Regions from separate parts of the Homo sapiens genome. Here region 1 is linked to region 2. Evidence: chromatin loops called from intact Hi-C (ENCODE). Cell type or tissue: mammary epithelial cell. All regions are shown on one strand. Links, peaks and the distances in the headings refer to the core of each region. The heading gives the core; the rest is flanking DNA.

Region 1 (7,522 bases), core at 2,451-4,950, 740 kb before region 2:
AAATATATTTGCAAAAGAAGGAAAACGGCACTTATCTTCTAGTCGGGTAAATGATAAAGGAATGACTGTTAGCCGTAATGCAGTATCCTAGCTGTTAAATATTTGCTTCGTCATCCTTAACATTACACAAACATACATTCAACATAAGAAAAACTTGCAGTTCTTTCCTTCTGTGATAATGGAGCACATTTTCTCATAAGAGGATTTTTAGAACACCTCTGTGTCTGAGAATGCTCTTTTCTTCTGAGTCTGAGCAGTTGCTGTCATGCTGTTTCACTTGTACATTCCCATTTATTCTATTATTTGTGGTATCATTCCAGTTCTTGAGATAGAACACTCTCATTTAAAATAATGGGCCATGATAATGCACACACTTCTGTCAAATATGTTGATTCTGGTGTCTATTAGGATTTCTCACTGTTGCTTTTACAACGGCTTTAAGACATTCGGAAAACTTTCCTTCCACAGAGCGTAAATGCAGTCCTCGTACTACCTGGTTATGATTACTTCGTTGTGTTGAAGCATCTAATAAATTACATATCGGTAAATGTAGATCTTGGACAAATACCCCAAGAAAATCTAATTCTCTTGAAGTGCATCTTTTTTCATTCTTTCAAGTTTTCAGTTTAAATTTAGTGCCTTTGACTGGTGAAAAATTAATAGCACTGGTACCTGAAATCTTCTCTATAACCTGTGGTGGAGGAAAAGCTTCCTAGAACCTTTCTAACGTGTCAATTACAACCCAGATAGATTACTATATGAGGAATTATTTCATTTTTCTTGGATCAAATATAAAACAGCTATAATATTTTTAAGTTGTACTGAAGGAAGCATGGTAAAGACACTCCTGCACTCAGGGCTAGGGCAGGCAACATAAACAAAGCTGTCACTCTCTCTACAAGGTGAGCTTGTATTTGAGCATGCATTCGGATTGTATGCATATGGTGATTTCCAACACTAACCGTTTGGGTGATACTCAAATTATAACACACCACTGACTTAAAAGTCACTTGCATCCGACTTTTGTAAATCATGGGGTTCTCTTTCATTCAGGTATGTTGTCTCAGTGATCAGTAGCATTTCCAATAAATTATACACTGACCAGTTGGCAGAGCTTCTGCCCGTTATTGGAGCAAAGCCTGCAAACCTCCTCTGTCAGATGCTGCATTCCCAGCCCTCAGCCCCCTAACGTAGCAGAGTTCCTTGGCAAACGACAGAGTGCCCTCTGTTGATGGAAAAAGTAATGCGCAGCGGAGGATACAGAGAGAAGCTTTCCTACTAGAAGTCGCAGAGCTGCCCGTTAGCCGATACACATTTGTGATGTAAAAATCACATTTTAAATTATAAAAATATTGATTTAATGAATATTGAGAGAGTACAGATGATTGCAAATTCAGACACAATTGTTGGAATTATGTATTTAGATAGATACACACATAAACACGCTAGTTATTCAGTTTCTACATACCTGGAAATGCTACGTAAGACGACTCCTTTTTTACTCTGTGCAGTATAGATTCAACCTACACAAGCAAATATTTCGTTTCAAATTTTTCTGCAACCGAATAGAACATTTAGCATGAACAATGATGCTACATGCTCAGGCTCTATACACTTAACTAATGTTAAAAATGAAAAACTGTAAGAATTCCGCTGAACAGAGATTTCTAATTCCTTCAGGTTTAAGGAGGGAAATCAACAGAAAGCAAAACCGCTGAGAAAAGCCTTTAGCTTCAGCGTTGTCTCTGCAGGGTGAGGAAAAATTGATAGCCTGGTTTGCTGTTACTGCTTTCAAACTAAGTTCCAGTGAGCCTTCATAAAACAGTAAATTGTATCACAATTTTAAAGCAGTAATTCACTAAGCACTCACTTCTTCACTTCCATGTTTCTATTTGCTTTCTTTTGAAATGGAAAAAATCAAATCTCACAGAAGTGATATCTTTACATTTTAAGGCCATTTCATATGTTAATTAGTTTAAAAGCAACATGAAAAAATGTTAGCTTGCACAAATACTTGCAGTTAACATTTTTTAAAGTGTGACTTTCTTGACTATTTTGGAGAAATAAACTCTGGTTGCTGTTGCAAGTTGAAAATGTTTCTGCCTGAGAGGTTGCATTTTGGGATCTGCACGGATTTAAATACTCCTCTACCTGCTTCTTCACTTAAATTTGAGTATTTGCAGCCACAGAATTAACCTATTGTAATGACTTGATTGCAATCTTCAATTTTATTGTTATGAAGGAAGAGTTTTCTTTCAAGGTTTATTTGCAAGTGTTAAATGGAATTAAGACAAAAAAAATCTTTATGCCATTTCCAAGAAACTGTTACCTAGAAGAAAAGGAAAGAGGATGTTAAATGGAGTTTTCAGATTTGTTGCTGGTACTGATGAAATTAACCAGATAAATTGTTTGGTACTCATTTTCATTTTCCTTACAGAGGCTCTGAGATTTTTTTTTAAGTAGTTTGCCAATTCTTGACTTCTTCATACCCAATCTTTATTTATATGAAATCACTTTTTTAAGTGTGAATTCACATACTATTCACAAGGTTTGTTGGCATAAGAATGAGATATGTGCTAAGGAAATCATTTAAAATGTGAGCTGGAATTCTCGATTAGTGGTAACAGTCTGACAAAATGGAGCCAGTGATGGCTCGAGTTTGTTAATATACACAGTCCAAATAGCAACATGAAAACTAAGAACTTCAGTTCGTTGGTGTGCTTGAGATTTCAGCTCACTGAAACCTCTGCGTTAGAGAGGAATTGCAAACAGAAGAGAATGAGATCCTGTTGTATGACAGGAATGATACTGCACTGGGGATTTTTAGGATTCCGAAGTATTTTACCAATACTCCCTAAATATGCTTTCCTACTTATTCTCGGCTTAGCCCTTACACTTTGATCTGATATTTTTCAAGCTTTTTCTTTCCTTAAACAGTATAATCATTTTGTTTTTCTTTCTGATCAGGAATATAATGATCTCACTTCTATTGCTTTTTTCAAACAGTAAGATTACATTTAAACAATGACAGGGAACAAAACTTAAGTATGATAAACACTTTTCCCATTGCTATAAACAACTGAAAAATAACAAAATTATCAAAATATTCTCATTTCAAAATTTTTCATTTTGTTTTATTTCAAAAATGCAATGAAGTCTCAAACATTTTCTTTTCCACCATTTTAATTGAAATTGGAAATTAAAATAAATTCTGTTTAAAGGGAAAACTAATTTTTAGTTAGAAATTAAACTCAAAGTATAATTTGCTTATACATTAATAAAGTATATATAACGTAAAGTATATTTAACCTTTTAAAGTTTTCCCCTTCCCTAGATAATTTTGTTATTTAAATGAATTGAATTATAAAATAATCTCATGGCACTGTGTAATATTTTACGATACAATCCAGTTAAAGAGGTGCTAAATATTTTAGAAACAGCCCACCAGAGGGCAGTCAGCTTTTAGTCTAACGTGTTGGAAATAGATAAATTTATTATGATGGCTAAGTTTTAAATAAAATATCTATTTAAATCACATAACTTCTTGCATCTAGGAGGTGAACAAAGTGAAGTTATGACTTGAGATTGAGAAGCCTGAGGCTTCAAACCATTTTGATAAAAAATCACCAAAGGACTAACAATTCTAACAATTGCCCTTCTGTACTCCCTCACACTCAACCTTTTCATTGTGATATTTATGTTTGGTTATAAAGTAAGATTTATTTTGATTTGAGATGTTTTGGTGCATTAATTTTTTTTCTAATCAGTGGAGACTTTGGGACAAGCTCCTGCTAAGAGAGAAAGAGAGAAGAGAGATTTTGTTTTCTTGCTCACCTGTCTGTATATTCCTACTAATTCCAAAATGAGTCTACTGTGGGTTTTAATGGAGCTTAATAATATTATTATACAAATGACACAGAAGAGATTCTGGAACATATGAATGGTGATTGGAGAATACATGGTTTGTTTCCTTGTGTAAACTCTAGGGGTGTTGGGCACTAAGTTGCCTCCAGTCACCTTAATAGTCAGAGATAATAACATCCACTTAGAAGAGGATTAAAAGAACACTGAAATCCTTGCATGTATTATTTTATTTAAAATAAAGAAGAGTCCATCTCTACTAAAGATACAAAAAAAAAAAAAAAAATAGCCGGGCGTGGTGGCGGGCACCTGTAGTCCCAGCTACTCGGGAAGCTGAGGGAGGAAAATGGCATGAACCCGGGAAGTGGAGCTTGCAGTGAGCCAAGATCATGCCACTGCACTCCTGCCTGGGTGACAGAGCAAGACTCCATCTAAAAAATAAATAAATAAATATAAATAAGAGTCATTGAGGTTTGGACAATGTTTTGTCATTGTTGTTATTACTATTATTATTGGCAAAATTCTGGTTGTCAAATTTCTGAGCCCTGAAAACAAAATCCTTCTCCTAAAGTCTGCAAAAGAGGCCATGAGTGAACAGAAATATTTATGAGAGCTGAGGTGCTTTCAGATACTCACTTGCTAGATTTCTTATAATAATCTTGTGAGGTATAAGACCCATGTTAAATAACTTGGTCAAGGTAACAGAAATGAGACTTATACCTTGTCATTTTCCTCTTCTCTCACTTGCCTTGGAATTAAGAAACAAAGAAGCTAAAGATTTTTTTTCCTTGTGTTGTTTATTTATTTTTGTTTTATTGGTTTTGGAACCCAAGTTTCCCTAATTATAAAAATTATTCACGCTTATAAGAAAATAATGATCTTAGCAAAGACATAGAATAAATCTAGATGCCCACCAAGGACAGACTGGATAAAGAAAGTGTGGTACATATACATCATGAAATACTATGCAGCCACAAAAAAGAACAAGATCGTGTCTTTTGTGGGAACATGGATGGAGCTGGAGGCTATTATCCTTGGCAAACTAGTGCAGGAACAGAAAATCAAATACCAGATATTCTCACATATAAGTGGGAGTTCAATGATGAGAACTCATGAACACAAAGAAGGAAACAACAGACACTATTGTTGAGTCTACTCAAGACTCTGTTGTTGGGTCTACTTGAGAATGGAAAGGGGGAGGAAGGAGAGGAGCAGAAAAGATAACTATTGGGTACTGCACTTAATACCTGAGTGATGAAATAACCTGTATAGCAAACCCCCATGACACGACTTTACCTATGTAAAAAACCTTCACATGTACCCCCAAACCTAAAATAAAAGTTAAAAAAGAAAAGAATGATCTTATAAACACAGAGATTAACACTGCTAACATTAAGATATGTATGCTTCCAGATATTTCCTATACACATATACATACTTACAAAAGTGGAATCACACTCTTTCTGCTGTTTCACAGCCTCCTCTATTCACATGGATATAAAAGATATCATGGACATCTTTTCATGTCAGTATGTGTAGATAATAACAGCTCACATCTACTGAGTGCTTACCATGTGCTAGGCACCTTTCTATGCATTTTGCATGAGTTGTTCCATTAATTTCCACAACATCCCTATGAAGTAGGTACTATTATTTCCCCCATTTTTTTAGAAGAGAAAAGAGATTAACTAGTGGCCAACACACAGACCCCACATGTTAATCTCTTGGCTTTTTAAGGGCTATGTTAGATTCTGCTGTATGGACTTACCAACCTTCTTCATTGGTGCGTAGTTCCATGTTTCTGGAAAGAGCAATTTCCAGAAAGAACAACTCCGGTATCCAAACTAGTTGCTTGTGTCCTCTCACATGTAAATATACCTCAAACTATCTCAACTTTGCTGATCCCATTATCTTTTTAGAACTCCCTTCTCCCTCTCCATGTTTTCCTAAAATTTACCCAGATCCACTTTTCAGGACTCCTGAACCTATCTTATCACTGCCACTGAGACACAGCAACTAACTCAGGAGTGACATGCCCAGAATCCAAACCTAAACTGTGCTATGTATCAACCAAGTGACCTTAGGCATGACTTAGTCCACCCAAGCCACATTTTTCTTATCAGTAAAATGAGGATAAAATATCTACCTCACAGAGCTATTTGGTAGTCTCAAATAGCATAGATACGCATGTACCTGGCAAATAGTAAATTCTTAATAAATGTCAGAGAGAAATGCCCCCTTGCTTGAATGAGGACCTCAAGGTCAAAGGGAGAGAAAATAGCAGATCCTACATTGCTATAAAAGACAAACTCCTTTGGGAGGCCAAGGTGGGTGGATCACTTGAGGTCAGGAGTTTAAGACCAGCCTAGCCAACATGGTGAAACCCTGTCTCTACCAAAAATACAACAATTAGCTGGGTGTGGTGGTGGGGGCCTATAATCCTAGCTACTTGGGAGGCTGAGGCAGAAGAATCGCTTGAACCAGGGAAGCAGAGGCTGCAGTGAGCTGAGATTGTGCCACTGCACTCCAGCCTGGGCAACAGAGCGAGAATCAGTCTCAAAAAAAAAAAAAAAAAAAAAAAGACAAACTCAAATTTTAATGCTAGACTTCTGTGTCTAAGAACTTTGAGGATTCCAGGTTATATTATCTTTATCTTGATACACACATATGAAGAAAACCCTAAATGAATCTTTTTCTTGGCTATATTTGAATGGAAATTTTTGGAAAGCAAATTTAAAAGATCAAACAAATATTTATTGGGACAGATTTTTTGCAACCCAATAAAATAAAGCCCTGAGAGAAGGAAGTCTAACAGAGGGCAAAGCAAACTATAATCCCTTGCTGGTCAGTCTTCTTTTTCCTACAAAATGTCTAGGAATACCTATAAATACTAAATTATGAAGATTTGAAAAACATACTCTGGACTCATGCTCCATCACTTGTGCTCAGGGACTGTTTAATTGGAGCCAGTACCAAGATGCTAATTCCAAATTTATTCCTCAAAATGATTTCTGCTCCAAATTTAAGCACCCCTCTTAGTTGGCCCAACTTAGTGAATGTCAGAATTTGAGATGAGAGCTGACTGATGAGACTCCAAGCATGGGATGGTGAGGAAGAGCCAGAGGAATTGGCTAAAACATTAGCACCATGCTTCCAGGCATTCACACTGTGCAAATGCTTCTGCGGTGGGCAGGCCTCCTTATTATCTGCAGGTTCCCAAACCAGGAAGACTGTGAGCCATTCCCCCTCAAAGACCAAAGGCGTGGATGCAAATTTGCCCTTATTGCCCAGAGTGGCAGAAATCACTAGAGCACATGGGCTGAGGCATGGCCACATATACCGATGTGTAAGCCACTTATGTGATGGACAGTTTCCTTTCCTTTTATTTTATTTTATTTTGATACAAGGTCTTACTCTGTCCCCCAGGCTGGAGTGCAGTGGCAAGATCATGGCTCACTGCAGCCTCAACCTCCCTGGGCTCAGGTGATGCTCCTACCTCAGCCTCCCAGATAGCTGAGACTACAGGTGTATGCCATCATGCCTACCTAATTTTTTTTTTTTTTTTTTTGACATGGAGATGAGGTTTCTCTATGTTGCCCAAGCTGGTCTCAAACTCCTAGGCTCAAGCAATCCTCCCACCTTGGCCTCCCAAAATGCTGAG
Region 2 (7,522 bases), core at 1,929-4,428:
GTCAGGAGTTTGAGACCAGCCTGACCAATATGGTGAAACCCCGTTTCTACTAAAAATACAAAACTTAGCTGGGCATGGTGGTGGGTGCCTGTAATCCCAGCTACCTGGGAGGATGAGGCAGGAGAATTGCTTGAACCTGGGAGGCGGAGGTTGCAGTGAGGTGACATTGTGCCACTGCACTCCAGCCTGGGTGACAGAGCAAGACTTCGTCTCAGAAAAAAAAAAAAAAAAAAAAAGAGCCTGGAACATCATGTGCCAGAATACAAGGAAGTAGCCACAAAGGATGGAGCCATGTCAGAAGAACACAGAGCCCACCTGAAGGAGCTCCCAATGGCCAAAGCTGGAGTAATTTTGAGCAATCAAGAAAGGGTAATAGCATTGGATTATAAGCCATAGACGGAAGTAAATATCCATGAGTCCACAGTGATGTAACGTAGTAAATAAATGGGAGAGAAGGGACACATCTTCGTTACAGAACCTATTAATACATGCAGAGGGAAAAGAGGAAATGGGGGGAAACCCCACAGTAAAAATGGTTGTAGGCATCAAAGGATGCTAAAATTAGTGGCTATAAGTTTAAGGAGAAACAAGATATTTGCATAAAGTATCTTCCCAGATACATTTATTAACCAATTACTAACGGGAAAATAGTCATTTTACTTTGGAAAAACTGGTAGTCACCTCCTTGACCGGGAATGAAGGTTCATATCTGTAGAAAGAGACATAGGACGTCATTTGATGCACAGAGAAGGGCGCAATCTGATTTCCATGGCATTCCTGCGAAAAATGCTTGACCTCCTTTATCCATGAGAAAATATCAGATAAACCCAAATTGAAGCACATTCTATGAAATAACCGATTCGTAGTCTTCAAAAGTGACAAGGTCAGGAAAGGCAAGAAAAACCTGAGAAATTGTTATAGACTAGAGGGGACTAAGGAGTCATGACAACTAATTGCCACGCAGGGTCCTAGGCTGAGCCTTGAACAGAAAAAGGATGTTAATAGGAATTCAAAAAAGGTTAGTAGATTCAGTTCACAGTATTGTAGCTGTGTTCAAAATCTTTTTTTTTTTTTTTTTTTTTTTTGGAGACCGAGTCTCACTCTGTCGCCCAGGCTGGAGTTCAGTGGCGCAATCCCAGCTCACTGCAACCTCCACCTCCTGGCTTCAAGCGATTCTCCTTCCTCAGCCTCCCGAGTAGCTGGGATTACAGGCACACATCACCACGCCCAGAAAATTTTGTATGTTTAGTAGAGACGGAGTTTCACCATGTTAGCCAGGCTGATCTCGAACTCCCAATCTCTGGTTATCGGCCCGCCTCGGCCTCCCAAATGCTGGGATTATAGGCATGAGCCACTGCACCCAGCCTTAATTTCTTTACATAACTTACTGTGGTTATGTAAGATTATGTTATGGCCATGTATTAGAAGAAACTGAATGAAGGGTATATAGAAACTCTTTGTACAATTTTGCAACTTTTCAGTATGTTTAAAATTATTTCAAAAGAAAAATTTAAAAACGAAACCCATGTTGGGCCTAAGTTTTCTTGTCTGTACAACGAGTATGTTGAGTCATATGATGTGTAAGATCCATTTGGGGCATGAGATCATGAGTCCCCAGTCGCCCTCCTGGGCAAACATCATCCCTCCACCATCAATGCATGTGCTTAAGCAATAACCGTCATCTTCTTTACTAAAACAGGATTTTGTGGCCAGGCATGGTGTCTCATGCCTGTAATCCCAACACTTTGGGAGGCTAAGGCAAGAGGATCGCTCGAGCTCAGGAGGTTGAAGCTGCAGTGAGCTATGATTATGTCACTGCACTCCAGCCTGGGCGACAGAGTAAGACCCTATTTAAAACAAAACGAAACAAAAAACAACAGTATTTTGTTTCTGGTGAAGACAGCACTCTAGTATACATATATCACTTTAAGGTAGTTGCTGATGTCCACACTTCTTTAAGAAATGACATAGGGCCAGGCACGGTGGCTCACGCCTGTAATCCCAGCACTTTGGGAGGCCGAGGCGGGTGGATCACCTGAAGACAGGAGTTCAAGACCAGCCTGGCCAACATGACGAAACCCTGTCTCTACTAAAAATAACAGAAATTAGCCAGGCATGGTGGCCCCCGCCTGTAGTTCCAGCTACTCGGGAGGCTGAGGCAGGAGAATGGCTTGAACCTGGGAGGCAGAGGTTGCAGTGAGCCGAGATCGCACCACTGCACTCCAGCCTAGGTGACAGAGCGAGACTCTATCTCAAAAAAAAAAAAAAAAAAAAAAAGAAAGAAAGAAAGAAAGAAAAGAAAAGACACAGATCCCACCTCAAGGCTGGCAAAATTATCTTGCCTCAGTTTAAGGCAATGTTGGAAGATTGAATAAAAGCAGAAATTAATCGTGGGATAGTTTAATCCATCAATGTGATCCTATGGCAATACTGATTTTAGTATGAATCGCCACCATTTATTGGGGATCCATGCTGTGCAGGGCATGTCAGCAAGCTGTGTGTATGTAAACAGCTAATCCCTAGAGACACACATCTGGAACTTGCTGCTAGCTCCATTTGTCCCAGATGAGGAACCTGGGGCTTGGAGAAATCAGGGAATCAGCCCAGGGGGTGAGTGGAAAACCCAAGATGAGAACCCTTTAGGGTACAAAGCATCTGATCTTTCCACCACCCAGTTGTACTTTTTCAGATATAAAACAAAGGAAAACATTTAACAAAAAAGGGTGTCAATCCCTCACTTCGTACCTTTACCTCAGAGTAGTAATATAGGAAAAGAAATAAAAATACAGCTAAGGTTTCTGAGACCCTCTTTCTTTAAACCAAAGAGTTGTTAAACTTGGTGGTGGGCGGGGAGAGAGAGGGTTAACCCTCTCTGTTAATATCGTGGATAAAAACATCCGGCCTGAGAATTACCAAATACATACGTATTTAAATAGATAAAATAACTTTCCCATTAACACCATCCACATTGTACTACGGAAGAAAATACCGTTTTTATTATTCACCTCATTCCGGTGATTTGTCCATTGAGGGAGGGAGGGCTCTTCTAGAAAGACAGCAAAAATCTTTCTCTAGTCCTTCAGCCTCAATTGATTGGCTGTTTTTGTACAACCCTGCCATCTACTGGAGTAACTCAGAATTACAGGACACTCTAGAAATTTTCATATGGGCTAAAAATGTTAACATCTCAATTCTCAGTTAGTGATATGAACAGCCCTATTTTATTAATTAATATGTTATCATAGGGCAAGACATGGTCAATTCCTGGGTATGCACTGAAACCACATACCACATACCAGCCTACAAATGTTGCTGAAGGGTTTCATACCAGAGCAAATAGAAACAGACAAGCATCTATCAGTCCAAGTTTCTTTTTCTTTTGAAATAGAAAAAAAGGATCGCAAAGAATCTGCCCTTTGTAGAAGGATAAAAACATTTAGGGAAGCGGCAAAAGGAAAACATAATCACTGTAATTCTCCTGCTAAAATATAGCTATGCTTTGAAATTTCTTTGTGTTTTAATTATTTACAATGATGGAATCATATTACGCTTATTGTACTGTAAATGGATTTTTCTATTTAGTAACAGACATAATCATCATTGTTCCAAATGCTTTAGTCCTCACAGCTTAGGTCAATGTACATCACTATTTCACTTCAGTTTCATGTGGACAGTAGGGTCTCTACTTTTGTCTCTTTTGGGTGTTTATCCATTCAATCAACCCCCAGATACCTTCTATTAATAAAGCGGCAACGGAACAAGAAGCTCAATATTTTCCAACCTGCTAGGTTCCCCATCTTTCTAACTGTCCCTCACATGGAAGAGGGGGAGTGGGGTGGAGGCGAAGTTGAATCACAGAACAGAAAATAAATTAAAAGACCAGTTTCAAGAGGCATCTCTGCCCCCAAACCGCCAGTTCTTAGGGGTGCCTTAAATATTTGGACTCTGTAGTGACTAAACTGGAAAACACTAATCCCCATTTTAAGAGGAACAGGGAGATCACTGGAGTTATTTTCAATGCCTCTGCTTTTCACAGAAAACAATAATGTAAGCCATAAGCCATTAAATGATTGCCTCCAAAACTATTCTAAATTCTAAAAAGAGCAATACCATTACTAATTAAGTGTTATTAAAGGCAAGAATACTCAACATATGGGCTCAGTTTGTTAGCAGTGCTTTTTCTCTTCATGTACTTGCTTAACCCGGGAATAGTTTGTATGTGCCTATTTTGCAGAACCTGGAAGACAATTTTATTCTTAAAAGGATGCTAAAGGTTTATAGTTGTTTAATATCTTCTCCTTTGACACATTTTGGGTCATATTAATGATTTGCTTGATTCTGAGGCCTTGTTCAGGAATATAACCTGCAATTAGAACATCATTCCTATGGGAAAATATGCAACACTTGGCAATGATTTACCTCACAATGTGGTTTCCAGGAGACCATTATGGAAACAAAAAGCAGTATGTCTGTACTTGACTTTGTAATCCTGTGAGGACAAGCATGATCCTTCACATTACAGAAGGGAGATGAAGTCTCAGAGCTGGAGCGACTTTGCCTCATAAAAAGCAGAGTAGAGGCTGGCATCTCAGTCTTCCTTCCACAGTGCATTTTTCTGAAGTTATATTCTTGGCTTGGTCAAGGGTATGGACCTGGTGTCTGGGTTTGAGTCTAGGCTCTGTAATTTACTAACTATGCACAGGGCACGTTGCTAATCTCTCTTTATTCAATATCCTCGCCTGTAAAATGGGATGATGATCATCATGGCACATTATCTCATAGAGTTCTTAGGATGCTGAACAGATTAATAAAGCACTGGAGACAGTGCCTGGCAGATTTAAAAAAAAATCTTCAATAAATGTTTGCTACCGTTATCTACATGGCCAATGAAATTGTATGCTATTTATTGTAAGTTTCCCAAAACATCAGCAAAGGTATTAACACAATTTAGATGACACTAACAAAATCAGCTATTTCCATTTGATAGGTGCCTACTATATGCCAGACACATTACACACTTTATTTGTTGTTTTATCCCCATTTTAGAGATGGCAAATGGGAATCTCAGAGCAATTAATTAATTTTCCCAGGGTCGCACAGCCACCAAGCAGTAAAGCCCGACCTAAAATGCAGACTCCTCCATTGCTAAAGCCTGTGGGCATTCCATGCACTAAGCTAGATGACAAAACTATGTTAACCTTTTTGCATTACTTATCTGATGTGGCCTGCCAACAATTTCTTTTTAAACTACAATTTATTTTATTTATTTAATTAATTTTTTTTTTTTTTTTGAGACAGAGTGTCTCTCTGTCGTCCAGGCTGGAGTGCAGTGACATAATCTCAGCTCACTGCAACCTCCACCTCCCGGGTTGAAGCGATTCTCCTCCCTCAGCCTCCCGAGTAGCCAGGACTACAGGCACCCACCACCATGTCCTGCTAATTTTTGTATTTTTCGTAGAAATGGGGTTTCACCATGTTGGTCAGGCTGGTCTTGAACGCCTGACCTCAGGCGATCCTCTCACTTCAGCCTACCAAAATGCTGGGATTACAGGCGTGAGCCACTGCGCAGGGCCTACGACTCATTTTGAAATTTTTTGCTTTCTGAGTGTTTGCATAGACCCGGCATTGTGGCAGGGCCTGGAGAGCCAGTGGGGAACAAGACACAGTCCTGTGCTTCAGTTGTTCACAGGCTGGTGGAGAGAGTTAGACCACTAATTGGAAAATGGAATGGGTTCCTAAGTAAGCGTGGAATAAAATGTTATAGGAATATGTTTTTTAGAAGGAGCATTAGCCCAGCCTTGCAGGGTGGAAGGTGGGGTGCTGTGGGGGCATCAAAAATACCTCCTGGGGGAATTGATGAATGAACTAGGACTGTACTTACCCCACTGGGTTTTAAATAGCCCCAGTTAGCACATGCTTATTACCTGATTGGCCTGTGGCATGCACCTAAGACATGTTATCTTATTTAATCCTCACTACAATTCTCTAGGAGTGGTGCCATGATTCTCTTTTTGCAGATGAGAAAACAGGATTTGACAGACCCAGTAAGTTGTCTAAGATCACCCAGCTAATAAGAGCTCTGCCTTGAGTTTAAACCTGATTTGTCTGACCAATATACCCAGGCCATTAACCACTACATCACAGTGCCTCCAATCTTATGTAGGTTTATTGTGTTTGATGCAGATTATCCTGAATTGTAATTTTGCCTTCCCACCTATCTATGTTTTACTTCACTTGTTTCAACAAGTGTTATTCAATAAATGCTTTTTAATAAAAAAGAAAAAAGTTCTGAACCTGAACTATTATGTTAATAGGCTAAACCTATTAGATTGTCTTTTCCTCGTCCTTACAAAGGTACACGTGTCTCTTGCAGAGTTGAACACCTATGTGGTGCAATAGATTGGTAAAGTTGAGAGAGCACCATTCAATTTTGAATTGATATGTGTGGATCTAGATCCCCAATTTTCTATCCTCAGCCCTGCTAGAAAGGTTTGAAACTTTTTGGTTGGAAGATTATACAAGGCAACATCCGGGTATGGAAAAACAGATTTAATCTTGGTCTTATTCCTTGAGAAATCTACAAAGAGGTAAATTAATGGCCTCATGACATTCTCATGTATCAAATAAATCAAAACCAACTAGATACACAGCCATCCAAAAGAGAGGATGCTGGAGCATTTAGCAAGTTCTAATTAGCTGGAAGGTAGACTGGGAGCCAAGGGAGATTAGTGAAAGGAACACTGTATCCAGGAAACTTTGCTTTGGCTACATTCCTTTATGGGCAAAATAGCGGGCAAGATCTGGTCCCTGGCTTGCTTTCTTCTGTCATCTCCTGTCATTTCTCCTTATTCTACTCCTCCCCTTCCAACCTCAAAAACCCCAACAACACACAGTTGCATTCCAGCCATGCAACTAAACATGGCTAATCCTTAAACAAGCTGTGCTCTTTCTTGCCTCCCAGTTCTTGAACTTGCATTTGCCTCCTGTTCTTTCCCTGGCATGTCCTTCCCACACATAATCTTGACCTCTGGCTTCTCATTCTTTCTTCAGGGTTAATTCATGTTCAGATCCTCTGTAGAGACCTCTTTGAGTACTCATCAAAATAATCAGGAGCTTTTTCATGGAGATCCTCATAAAGCCCTCTAAAGCCTTTATCCTCTCTCTTAAACCACTGCTCAAATTACTTGTTGCAGGTCTTGTTTCCTCAATAAACCATAAAGGCTGGAGGACAAGAATCATTTTTATTTGTCTTTGTGTTTACTTCATCTTCAACAGCACCTACTAAGTGTTGGGCACTTAATAGTTGAATGGATTGATGGATGGATGGTATTAAACTGGACCCAAAGACTCAATGCACACTCTCAAATCAAGTCAGAAACGAAATCCTTCAGTAATAATACCACCAGTTATTCAAAAGTTAACCATAAAGGAATTTCAGATTCATAAATAAAACAGTTAAGAAGCAGCCTGTAACTGCAGGAATCTTTGGCCCAGTGATTATATAAGGAGCCTGTAATCTTTG

What was found. Peaks named below come from ENCODE experiments on the same cell type or tissue, not always from the same donor. Only the 100,000 strongest peaks of a DNase experiment are listed, where the experiment ranks them.
Region 1: a loop joins it to region 2, with 18 times the contacts of the local background. A loop is called at or near these places in 46 of 110 quality-filtered maps.

What each region holds. Positions count from the first base shown.
Region 1 is chr7:21,253,028-21,260,549 of GRCh38, forward strand. No RefSeq gene overlaps it. Among named protein-coding and RNA genes, the nearest start is that of SP4, 170 kb to the right of the region's middle. In mammary epithelial cell, for the core only: a CTCF peak has its summit at 3,438 (motif pointing right); no DNase peak of the experiment used is centred there.
Region 2 is chr7:21,998,476-22,005,997 of GRCh38, forward strand. No RefSeq gene overlaps it. Among named protein-coding and RNA genes, the nearest start is that of CDCA7L, 56 kb to the left of the region's middle. In mammary epithelial cell, for the core only: a CTCF peak has its summit at 3,117 (motif pointing left); a DNase peak (open chromatin) is centred at 3,036; H3K27ac peaks cover 515 bases.